Linked DNA regions of Homo sapiens: region 2 is linked to region 1. The links are chromatin loops, found by intact Hi-C in ENCODE. Cell type or tissue: PC-3. All regions are shown on one strand. Each heading gives the region's core, and the rest is flanking DNA. Links, peaks and the distances in the headings are about the cores only. Region 1 overlaps PTCHD1-AS (PTCHD1 and PHEX antisense RNA). Region 2 overlaps PTCHD1-AS (PTCHD1 and PHEX antisense RNA).

What was found. A loop is a pair of places that touch in the nucleus more often than their neighbours do. Peaks named below come from ENCODE experiments on the same cell type or tissue, not always from the same donor. Only the 100,000 strongest peaks of a DNase experiment are listed, where the experiment ranks them.
Region 2: a loop joins it to region 1, with 6 times the contacts of the local background. A loop is called at or near these places in 1 of 110 quality-filtered maps.

The regions. Positions count from the first base shown.
Region 1 is chrX:22,808,072-22,813,465 of GRCh38, forward strand. All of the region lies in intron 3 of PTCHD1-AS (PTCHD1 and PHEX antisense RNA), which reads right to left. Among named protein-coding and RNA genes, the nearest start is that of DDX53, 190 kb to the right of the region's middle. In PC-3, for the core only: no CTCF peak of the experiment used is centred there; no DNase peak of the experiment used is centred there.
Region 2 is chrX:22,886,371-22,891,759 of GRCh38, forward strand. The region is part of intron 3 of PTCHD1-AS (PTCHD1 and PHEX antisense RNA); the gene reads right to left. Among named protein-coding and RNA genes, the nearest start is that of DDX53, 110 kb to the right of the region's middle. In PC-3, for the core only: no CTCF peak of the experiment used is centred there; no DNase peak of the experiment used is centred there; H3K27ac peaks cover 2,093 bases.

The sequences.
Region 1 (5,394 bases), core at 140-5,139:
AAAAAATGAAAAGGAGGTAAAATTTCCAAACACTTTTTACAAGGCCAGCATTACCTTGAGAAGAAAGCCAAACAAAGATACTACAAGAATGACCATAGACATAAAAATCCTCAAAAATATTAGCAAACTAAATTCAAAAACATATTAAAAGAATAATTCACCATCATCAAGTGGGATTTATACCTTGGATTCAAGGATGGTTCAACATATGCAAATCAATCAATGTGATACACCACATTAATAGAATGAAGGACAAAAACCATATAATTACGTCAATAGATGGAGGAAAGGCATTTAACAAAATGTAACATACTACAAACTCTGAAAAAATTAGGCATAAGAGGAAAGCGCCTCAACAAAGTTACAATGAGCCAACAGCTAACATCTTATGCAACAATGCCACATTGAAAACTTTTCTCCTAAGGTGAGGAACAAGACAAGGATGTCCACTCTTGCAATTTTTATTCAATGTAGTACTGGATGTCCTAGCCAGAGGAGTTAGGCAAGAGAAAGAAATAAAAGACATCTAAGTCAGAAAGGAAGAAGTTATTTGTCTCTGTTTGCTTGCAGATGACATTAACTTATTCTTAGAAAACAATGAAGACTCCAACAAAAAAGAACACTTAGAACTAATAAAGAAATTCAGTAAAGATGCAAGGTACAAAGTCAACATATGAAAATCAGTAGCATTTGTATGCACTAACAATGAACTATCTAAAAAATAAATCAAGAAAACAATTCCATTTATAATAGCTACAAATAAAATACAATACTTAGGAATCAATTTAACCAAGGAAGTGAAAGATCTGTACACTGGAAACTATAAAATATTGAAGAAATAAATGGAAGAGGGCACAAATAAATGGAAAGACATTCCATGTTCACAGACTGGAAGAATCAATATTGTTGAAATGTTTATACTACCAAAGCAATCTACAAATTCAATGCAATCTTCATCAAAATTCCGATGTCATATTTCAAGGAAATCGAAAAAAAATCCTAAAGTTTATACGGAACCACGAAAAACCCAGAAAAGCCAAAGCAATCTTCAGTTAAAAGAACAAAGCTGGAGGCATCACATTACCTGATTTTAAAATCTACAAGGATATGGTAATTGAAACAGCATGGTACTGGCCTAAAAACAGACACATAGACCTATAAAACAGAATACGGAGCCCAGGAATAAATCTACACATTTACTGTCAATTGATTTTCAATAAAGACGCCAAGGAGAAACAATGAGGAAAGGACAGTCTATTTAATAAAGGGCATTGGGAAAACTAGATATCCATATGCAGCATAATGAAATTAGACCCTCATCTCACACCGTATGCAAAAATAAACTCAAATTCATTAAAGACTTAAATGTAAGACCTGAAGCTGTAAAACTAGTACAAGAAAACATAAGTGAAAAGCTCCATGACATTGGCCTGGGCAAAGATTTTTTTACATGACCCCGAAAGCACAGGCTACAAAAGCAAAAATAGACAAACAGGATTACATCAAACTAAAAAGCTTCTGCACAGCAAAGGGAACAATCAATAATGTATGGAATGGGAAGAGACAACATATGTAATGGGAAAATATGTTTACAAACTATACCTCTGGTAAGAAGCTAATATCCAAAACGTATAAGGAACTTAACTCAATTATAAGGAAATAACCCAATTAAAAACAGGTAAAGTAACTGAATAGATATTTTTCTAAAGAAGACATGCAAATGTCCAATGGCTGTATGAAATGGTGTTCTACATCACTAATCATCAGGGAAACACAAACTAAAACCACAATGAGATACATCATCTTATTCCTATTAGAAGGGCTATTATAAAAATATGTGAAAAATAAGTGTTGGTGAGGACGTGGAGAAAAGGAAACCCTTTTTGTGCGCTATAGGTGGAAATGTAACTTAGAGTCATAAAAAACCAGCATGAAGGTTCCTCAAAAAAACTGAAATTAGAAGAAAAATATAATCCTGCAATCTCACTACTGGGTATATATTCAATATACTGACGAGATATCTTTATTCCCATGTTCACTGCAGCATTACTCACAATAGCCGAGATACGTAAACAACCTAAGTATGCATCAGTGGATGAATGGATAAAGAAAATGTGATACATATACACAATGGAATATCATTCCACTTTTAAATAGAAAAAAATTCTGTGATTTGTGACAACATGGATGAATCTGGAGAGCATTATGCTTAGTGAAATAAGCAAGCACAGAAAGACAAATACCACATGATCTCACTTATATGTGGAACACGAAAGATTCAAACTCATAGAAAAAGAAAGTTTAATGGTAGTTACCATAGCCTGGAGGGGGCGCGGGGAGATTGAGGACATGTTGGTCAAAGGATACAAAATTTCAATTAGATGGGAGAAATAAATCCAAGACATGTATTGTACCACATAGTGGCTACAATTAATAACAATATATTCTATACTTGAAAATTGTTAACAGGGTAGATTTTAAGTGCTTTCACCACATAAAAATGATGTTTGTGAGGTAATGCTTATGTTATGTAGCTTGATTTAGCCATTCTAAAGTGGCATGGTGTATACCGTAAATATACATAATTTTTACTTGTCAATTAAAAAATACAAAATAAATTTTAAAAAATCGTGAGACACCAAGACAGAAATACAATAGAAGAATGGGCAAACAATTTAGAAGATACTTCTAAGAATATATACAAATGGAAATAAACATGTTAAAAAGCAGCTCAATCTCATTTTTAATCAAAGAGAAGAAAATTGCAACTGCAATGAGGAACCACTAAACAGACTTCGGATTGGAAAAAATTTGACAGTTTGACAACTGGTAAAAGCTGGTGAAAATGCAGAGAAATACGAACACACATACAGTGCTGATATGAGTATAAATTGTTCAACTATCTCAGACATCAGTTTGGCATTATTTAATAAAGTGATAGATGTGCCTATTGTACAACCGAGCCATTCCAATCTTAGGTGTAACCAGACTGAAATGTGTGTACATATGCACCCAAATATATCTGCAAGAATGTCCATAGTATTGTTCAGGCTCATGAACATATCCATAATTATGCCCATCATCAGGAAAATAAACAAGTCAATTATGGTTTATTTATACAACTGGATCCCACACAGCAATGAAAATAAAGGACCTACACAGTACATGCAACAACCTGGATAAATCTCAGAAACATAAAATTGAGCAGACAAAAAACAAGACATGAAAAAATATAACTGTAGTATGACTCATTTCACATAAATTTCCAAAACAAATAAAACTAAACTAGGTATTTACAAATAAAACGATAAAGAAAAGCAAATATGGCATTGTCACAAAACTCAGAATTGCAGTTATCTCTGGGTGGAGGCAGTGAGTTGATGAAATTGAGAAAAGGCACATGGCTTCTGGGGTACTGGTGGTATGGTAGTCTTATCTTGTGCTGTGATATTATAAAAAATGTGTGATCTTTATAATTGTTATGTCATGTCATGCTGTGTTATGTCATGATATGTTAAATTATAGTAGTTATTGTTGTTATATATTTTATGCGATTTTCTCTAGGGATGATACATCTTGCTACACATATGTACACAAAGGAAATGCATTTAAAATAACAAAAAATTTGGCTGGGCGCGGTGGCTCACGCCTGTAATCCCAGCACTTTGGGAGGCCAGGGCGGGCGGATCACAAGGTCAGGAGTTTGAGACCAACCTGACCAACATGGTGAAACCTGTCTCTACTAAAAATACAAAAAAATTAGTTGGGCATGGTGGCACACACCTGAAATCCCAGCTACTCAGGAGGCTAAAGCAGGAGAATCGCTTGAACCCAGGAGGCGGAGGTTTCATTGAGCCAAGATCGTGCCACCGCACTCCAGCCTGGGCGACAGAGCAAGACTCCATCTCAAAAAAAAAAAAAATTAGTGAACACATTCATCACCTCCCGTGCTGTGCACTGTTAATTTGATTGTGATAATTGTTATACAATGTATATGTATATCAAATCAGCATGTTGTACACCTTGAATATATACAGTCTTTGTCAATTAAATATTTTTAAATAAAAAATAAAATGAGAAAAATTTTAGAACTCAGAATTTTAAAAATTGAATAGGAAGCTTAAAATGGACCCACAATGAAAACATTTCAAAAAATGTTAGAGAAAATTACATATCCACACACAGGAGAATAAAATGGGACCCTCATCTCACACCATGTACAAATATCAACTCAAAATGGATTAAATACTTATACATTAGACTTGAAACTATAAATCTACTTGAAGAAAATATAGAAGAAATGCTCTATTACATTATTCTGAGTAAATATTTCCTGGATATAACTCCAATAGCACAGGCAACAAAAGCAAAAATAGACAAGTGGGATTACATCAAACTAAAAAGCTTCTGAACAGCAAAGGAAACAACAAAGACGCAAACTACAAAATGATTGAATACATTTTCAAGCCATACAACTGATAAGGAATTAATATGCAAAACGTATAAGTAACTCAGAAAAATCAATAATAAGAAAACAAAAAATGTGATTTTTAAAATGAGCAAAGTACCCAACTACGTATTTGTGAAGAAAGACGTACAAATGGCCAACTGGTATATGCAAAGATGCTCAACATCAGTAACCATCAGGGAAATGCAAATTAGAACTACAATGAAATATATCACCTCTCTCTTGTTAGGATGGCTGTTATCAAAAAGATGAAAGATAATCGGTGTTGGTAAGGATGCAGAGAAAAGGGGACCCTTGCACACTGTTGGTGGGAATGTAAATTAGTACAACCATTATGGAAAACAGTATGGAGGTTCCCCAAAAAACTAAAAATAAAATTATCATGTAATCCAGCAGTCTCACTTTTGGATATATATCCAAAGGATATTAAGTCAGTGTGTTAAAGATATATTTGCACTCCTGTGTTCATTTCAGCATTATTCACATTATCCAAGATAGGACTCAACCCAAGTGTTCATCACTGGATGCATGGATAAGGAAAATATAGCATATATATACAATGGAATACTACTTAGTCTTTATAAAAAGAAGGAAATCCTGTTAGTTGTAACAACAGGTATGAACCTGGAGGACATTATGCCAAGTGAAATAAGCCAGGCACAAAAAGACAAATACTGCATGATGTCATTCACATGTGAAATGTAAAAAAGCCCAACTCATAGGAATAGAGAGTACAATGGTGGTTACCAAAGGCTGTGTGGGGGTTGGGGGTTTGGGAGGGAGGATGAGAAACGGGGAGATGTTGGTCACAGGGTACAACATTTTAGACAGGAAGAAAAAGTTTTAGTGATCTATTGCCCAGAATTGTGACTATAATTAATCATGATTTATTGCATATTTCAAAATCACTAAAACAGTAGACTTTA
Region 2 (5,389 bases), core at 390-5,389, 79 kb after region 1:
ACATTTTCAAACTGCTTGTAAGTTTTTCTTTCTCTTTAGAAAATAAAGCCATGAGATGAGTCAGGTTTATGACTAGCTATTTTGAGAAGAGGGATGGACATTTCAAAGAGGTGAACCAACTAAAATTCACACTCGTAGAACCATGACGAAACCAAGATTACAAAGCATTTCTGAGATCTTTATCCATGGAACCTAAAACCCATTCTAAGATACATTTAAAGAATCGTCATATTACCTATATGCATAAAAATAATGAATTTCTGATATTAGATGTGCAATCAAAAAAGAGAATCTCTCAAGATACTATTTTGGAAGTGTATGAAATGAAAATCCAAGTAGCTTTATGTTATCATGACATTAAAAACTTCCTCTACTTTCTATATTGTAAAATTTTCTGTCTTTAAAGATTTCTCAAAAGAGAATAGAAAATCCAGTGGTCCAGGACAAGTTACCACAATTAATTTTTAAACCTGGTTCACCCATAGTAAGAAATGTGGTAAATTACTAAAATCAGTTATACTAACACATTAAGATTATTATTACTGTGATAGTGATTTATATTTTATCACGGGGAGAAGAACTTCAAGAATAGCCATCTGAAGGGTTTTTACTCACAGCACTTCTGATACCAAATGTGTGGGGTTTTTTTCACACCAACAACCAGTTATGCAACAATTCAGACACCAACTGCATGTCCTAGAATTCAACTCAATTTTGGCACAAACTACCTAGAGTTAGCACAGGCCCTACAGGTTGAGGGCTCAGTCCCAAGACTGCCCCCACTTCAGATGCAAGTCACAAGTACCAGGTTGCCATCTGCACTTCTGACCCATCAGCTATAAACTGGGGATTCCCATGATCCCCTCCAATGTTTGATAATTTGCTAGAACAACTCACAGAACTCAGGAAGGTACTTTACCTACTGTTACTGGCTTATTATAAAAGATACAACTCAGGAACAGCCAAATGAAAGATATGTATATGGCAAAGTATAAGGGGTGGAGGAGCTTCCATGCCCTTTCCAGGTGAACTACCTTCTCAGCACCTCCATGTGTTTGCCAATCAAGAAGCTCTCCGAACCCCATTCTTTAGGGGTTTTATAAAGGTTTCATTATGTAGGCATGATTGACTGGCCATTGGCAAATGTTGGAGGCTAAGGCTGAAAGTTCCAACCTTCTGATCATGCTTTGGCCTTTCTGGCAACCAGCCCCCATCCTGAAGCTATCTATGGCCCACCAAGAATGGCATCTCTGAAACAAAAGATGCTCCTATCACCCAGAAAATTCCAAGCAGTTAGGAATCCCCTGTCAAGGAATCAGGGACAAAGACCAAATATATGATTTTTATTATATCACACCCTCTGATTAACTTTGAAAACATAATTAAGAATTTTGTTTCCTTTTTTAGTTTGATACATGATGATAATAGAGTCAGAAGCAACATTTATTTTAATGAGTATTTTGATAAAATAATGGATCCACGGAAGTGGAGAGGTCTGACAAATTATGGATCACAGTGTTCAATATCTCATGGCTATATGAGAGTTACAATAATTTCAGATGCATTTACATTTCTTGTACATATACTAAAACCATAAATTATGGATGAGATGCTGAGAGAATCATAAAAAACCCATGGTACATTCAATCCAACTTTTTCTCTCTGACAACAGTACTAAGGCATGTGTATTCTTTAAACAAACACCTCAAATATTTACTCATATAATCTCAAATATCTCCATTTATTTCTATTTCCTGCAATAGAATATAAATTCTCCTGACAACAGTTATATATTCCAAAGCCTGCTCTCTATTATTTTTTAAACCCCTTGAAATGTTTCCTTTCATCAAGTTTAAAATGAAAACAGCGGGGCAGGGAAGTGTTACCTTGCATTGGACTCCCTGTTTCCTGGTGGAGGTCTTTTTCTCCATGTGAAAAATATTCCCCTTCTCTTTTTCTTCTCTCTCACTAAAATAACTCTCCCGACTCCATTTCCCTGTTAATAGGATGTTCCTATAATTGAAAAGAGGAATGACTAAGCTTAGTGATCCAGGAGCTGCCAGCTGGTTCTCAAAGGGTAGAACTATCAAGGGAAAGAAAGGAGCAACATCCCTCCCTTTAACATTCTCCTCTACAATTTAAGTGCTTCCTCTTTTTAATTTCCCTGCCCAGATGAAATACTAGATTTTACTCCATGTTCTGCTTCTGTTGCCTGGTGCTTTTACTTCAGCTGGGGTCAAAGAGACGAAGGCCTGGGCTATTAATCTAGCACAGGGAGCCAGCAAGTCCCCTCTCTAATGATGATGTATAATAACTGTGAGTTAAGAGGAAATCTTCTGCTTTGCACTCTATTAACTACACTTCATTTTTTATACTTACCAAACTTAGTCCAACTTAGAAAATTATCAGTATTTTTCCCTCCTATTATCTTCTTTTTCTTTGAACTAATGGGGAAGCCACTTAAATTAATTAACTTTTGGAAATTGGCTTAGAATATGTCCAGTTGCTCTAAGCCTAGTTTCAGTTCAATTCTATCTTCAAATGCATGATTATTTGTAAGGCACAGGCATGTGGACCTGATGGAAATTAATAGTGTTGAGCATTATTCTAGAAGTCCACCAGTCTATAAACTCCATGAAGAGAGAGACCATCCCTGTCTTATTTGCTGTTATATTCTTAGGGTCTAGTACTGTTCAGGCACTTGATAAATAACTGTTGAGTGAATAAATAGATGTCTTTCTCCATCAAGCCATCAAAAAATATTCCAAATAGTGTTTGTCTTTATAAGCTCAATTTACAGAACTTAACAAAGACCTCACTTAAATTTGAGTGATGTTCTATATTAAACTATGGGGACTAGGACATTCACAGGTGATTCTGTGTGATCATCATTATTATTATTATAAATGATGTTGTGACAAGAAGATGTTACTCACCAGTGAAATAACAACTTACATCAGGAAATTAGAGCAGAATAGTCTCTCAGCTGAGCCATTGTTTGCTTATTTATTACTGGTGTTCCATATTTGGACAATATCTGCCTTCCACTTCATAGTGGAAGTAGAGTACTTTTAGTGCTCTGATTTCAATGAGTGTTCAGTACCTGGGAACATATTCCTAAGAGGCCTACTAGTCACTCATTGTAGAGAGTAAATTATATATAATTATTTCCATAAACATTTACCGACTTCATTTATGTGTGGGATAATGTACTAGGTCCTATTGAGTTTGTCCAATGATTAGGAAAGAGATTAGTCATCAAACTAAACAAAGAAAAACCCAGTTTAGCCACAACACAAACCACTCCACCTTCTTCAATACAGTTTAGAATATTTTTATTCAAGTGCATTCTGCAATATTTAAATAATGTGCATGAAGGGAAAAAACAGAAAATCTGGAAAATTTTATTATTCAGTTGGAATATGCTAGCATGTTTGTGTTAATACAGTAGCTACCTTTAATTATTGGTTAATTTAAACTACTTCTCATTCTTTTATCTTAGCTCTTTTTTTCCCTCCTAAGGACTTTAATGTGACTACATCTTGGAATGACTTCCTGCCTTTGCAGGAAACAGGCAGCTTCCTGACTGAGACGGAAGTTACTAGTCCTTATTGCCGGTTCGTTTTCATTGTCCTGGTTGCCCTCAAGGTTATCCCCAACCTCAGCTCCAGTTGTCTGTTTCCCAAATTTGACTGGGCTTCCTTCATACTATATTGCATGACAAGGTCTAGCAAAAGATTAGCTCAGTCTCAACTCTGTAAAAATGGTTTGCCATTTACACTTCTTTCTTTCAGCTTCACAGAAGTGCAGTCTGTGCACTCACACAGGATACCACACTCAGATGAGCTGCATGCTGTCATTATTTTGAAATGTTTAATGATTTTATCTTTGAACTTGTGTTTTACAAGTAAAGTCCAATGGGACCATGAAGTATGCATTATGCATAATAGCAAAGAGGATACGTAGAAGAAAGAAGAAAGCTTTATATTTTAACACTTCCTTTGTGCTTGTTCAACAAGAGGCCCTGCAGTTCCATTTTGAACTGGGCTTCACAGATGATGTAGCCAGTCCTGCTCTGAGGAGAAATATTGGAAAATGGGATCCAAACTAGAATTTCTCCTAAAGAAAACGTCAGAGAACTTGACTTTCAAAACTGCTCTTTGAATATCATCAAAAGTTTTGCTATAGTGAATCTTTATGATAAATACAGTACCTATCTAGTAAAGCAATTTAATTATCGCAGGCTGTACTAATAACCATAATAAACTCCACTCCAATAGTATTCTACGTAGACAAGTCTTCCAGCCTCGGGCCTCTCCTCATTAAACTGCAATTAGTATGATAAATGGAGAGTGTGATTTTGCTGCAGCCAGTATTAGCCCTACTTACTCATGAGGTGACAGGGGAAGCCATCAGAGACAGAATTAAAAATATTTAAATAACAAGGAAAATGGTAGGGTTTGCTGCCTTCTGGCCATTAGTCCAACACATCTGTGTGCAGGTACATCTCACACATTTCAGCTGTAACTGATGAAGATCTCAGATAAGCACTGATGTTAATAGCAGTTAATACAACCCAGTGACTAAACATAGTCTGTCCTTGGAAGGTCATAAGTGTTGTGAGAATTCAAGATGACTATAATCTTAACAAAGCATTAATGGGCAATCTGACTAAATAAGATGGCTGCTATGGAGGACTTCTAAAACACTGTGCATTCTTAATCAGGTGATGAGATATTTCACATTTGCTAATGGTATAGTCCCCACGGCATTGTAGTACCACATATATTAACATTTATTTAATTTAAAATGCATCCCTTAACAAGAACGCTTTGGTGGATATGGCTTTATTGAAACCTAAAGCTAAAACATATTACATAATTGGATTCTAATCTGTGAAGGCATGCTATACTCCAGTAATCAGATTTCCGGAGAATCCCTGTATCCTTGCAGTATACTCAGTTTTAATCTGAGTTTCTCTGAATAGGTTTCTGTTCCTTAACATCAAATATTCCTCAAGGAAAGATAGGTTGAAAATTATAATTTTAATAAATAAATACTGAGGGGAAGAATACCTTACACAAAATACTCTGTCACGTTCTGCTAGATTTTTAAATTCTTTTAAAAGAAGTACCATCTACTATATTTGATTTTACTTGGTCAATGCTAGAAATGATGGTTATTTTTATTTTGTTCTCATCCAAATATTTTATCACCAAATGGAGAGGGCTACCTTGGCTTTGGGTTGCATTGATTCACCATTAAAGTTTATTGTAAATGTGATTTAAAAAAAAAAAAAAAAGGTATAAATCCACATTTTATTCAGATTTTTGTGTCCTTTAAAATAAAACACTAAAACATAGTGTGTCAAGGACTATAATCTCTTGCA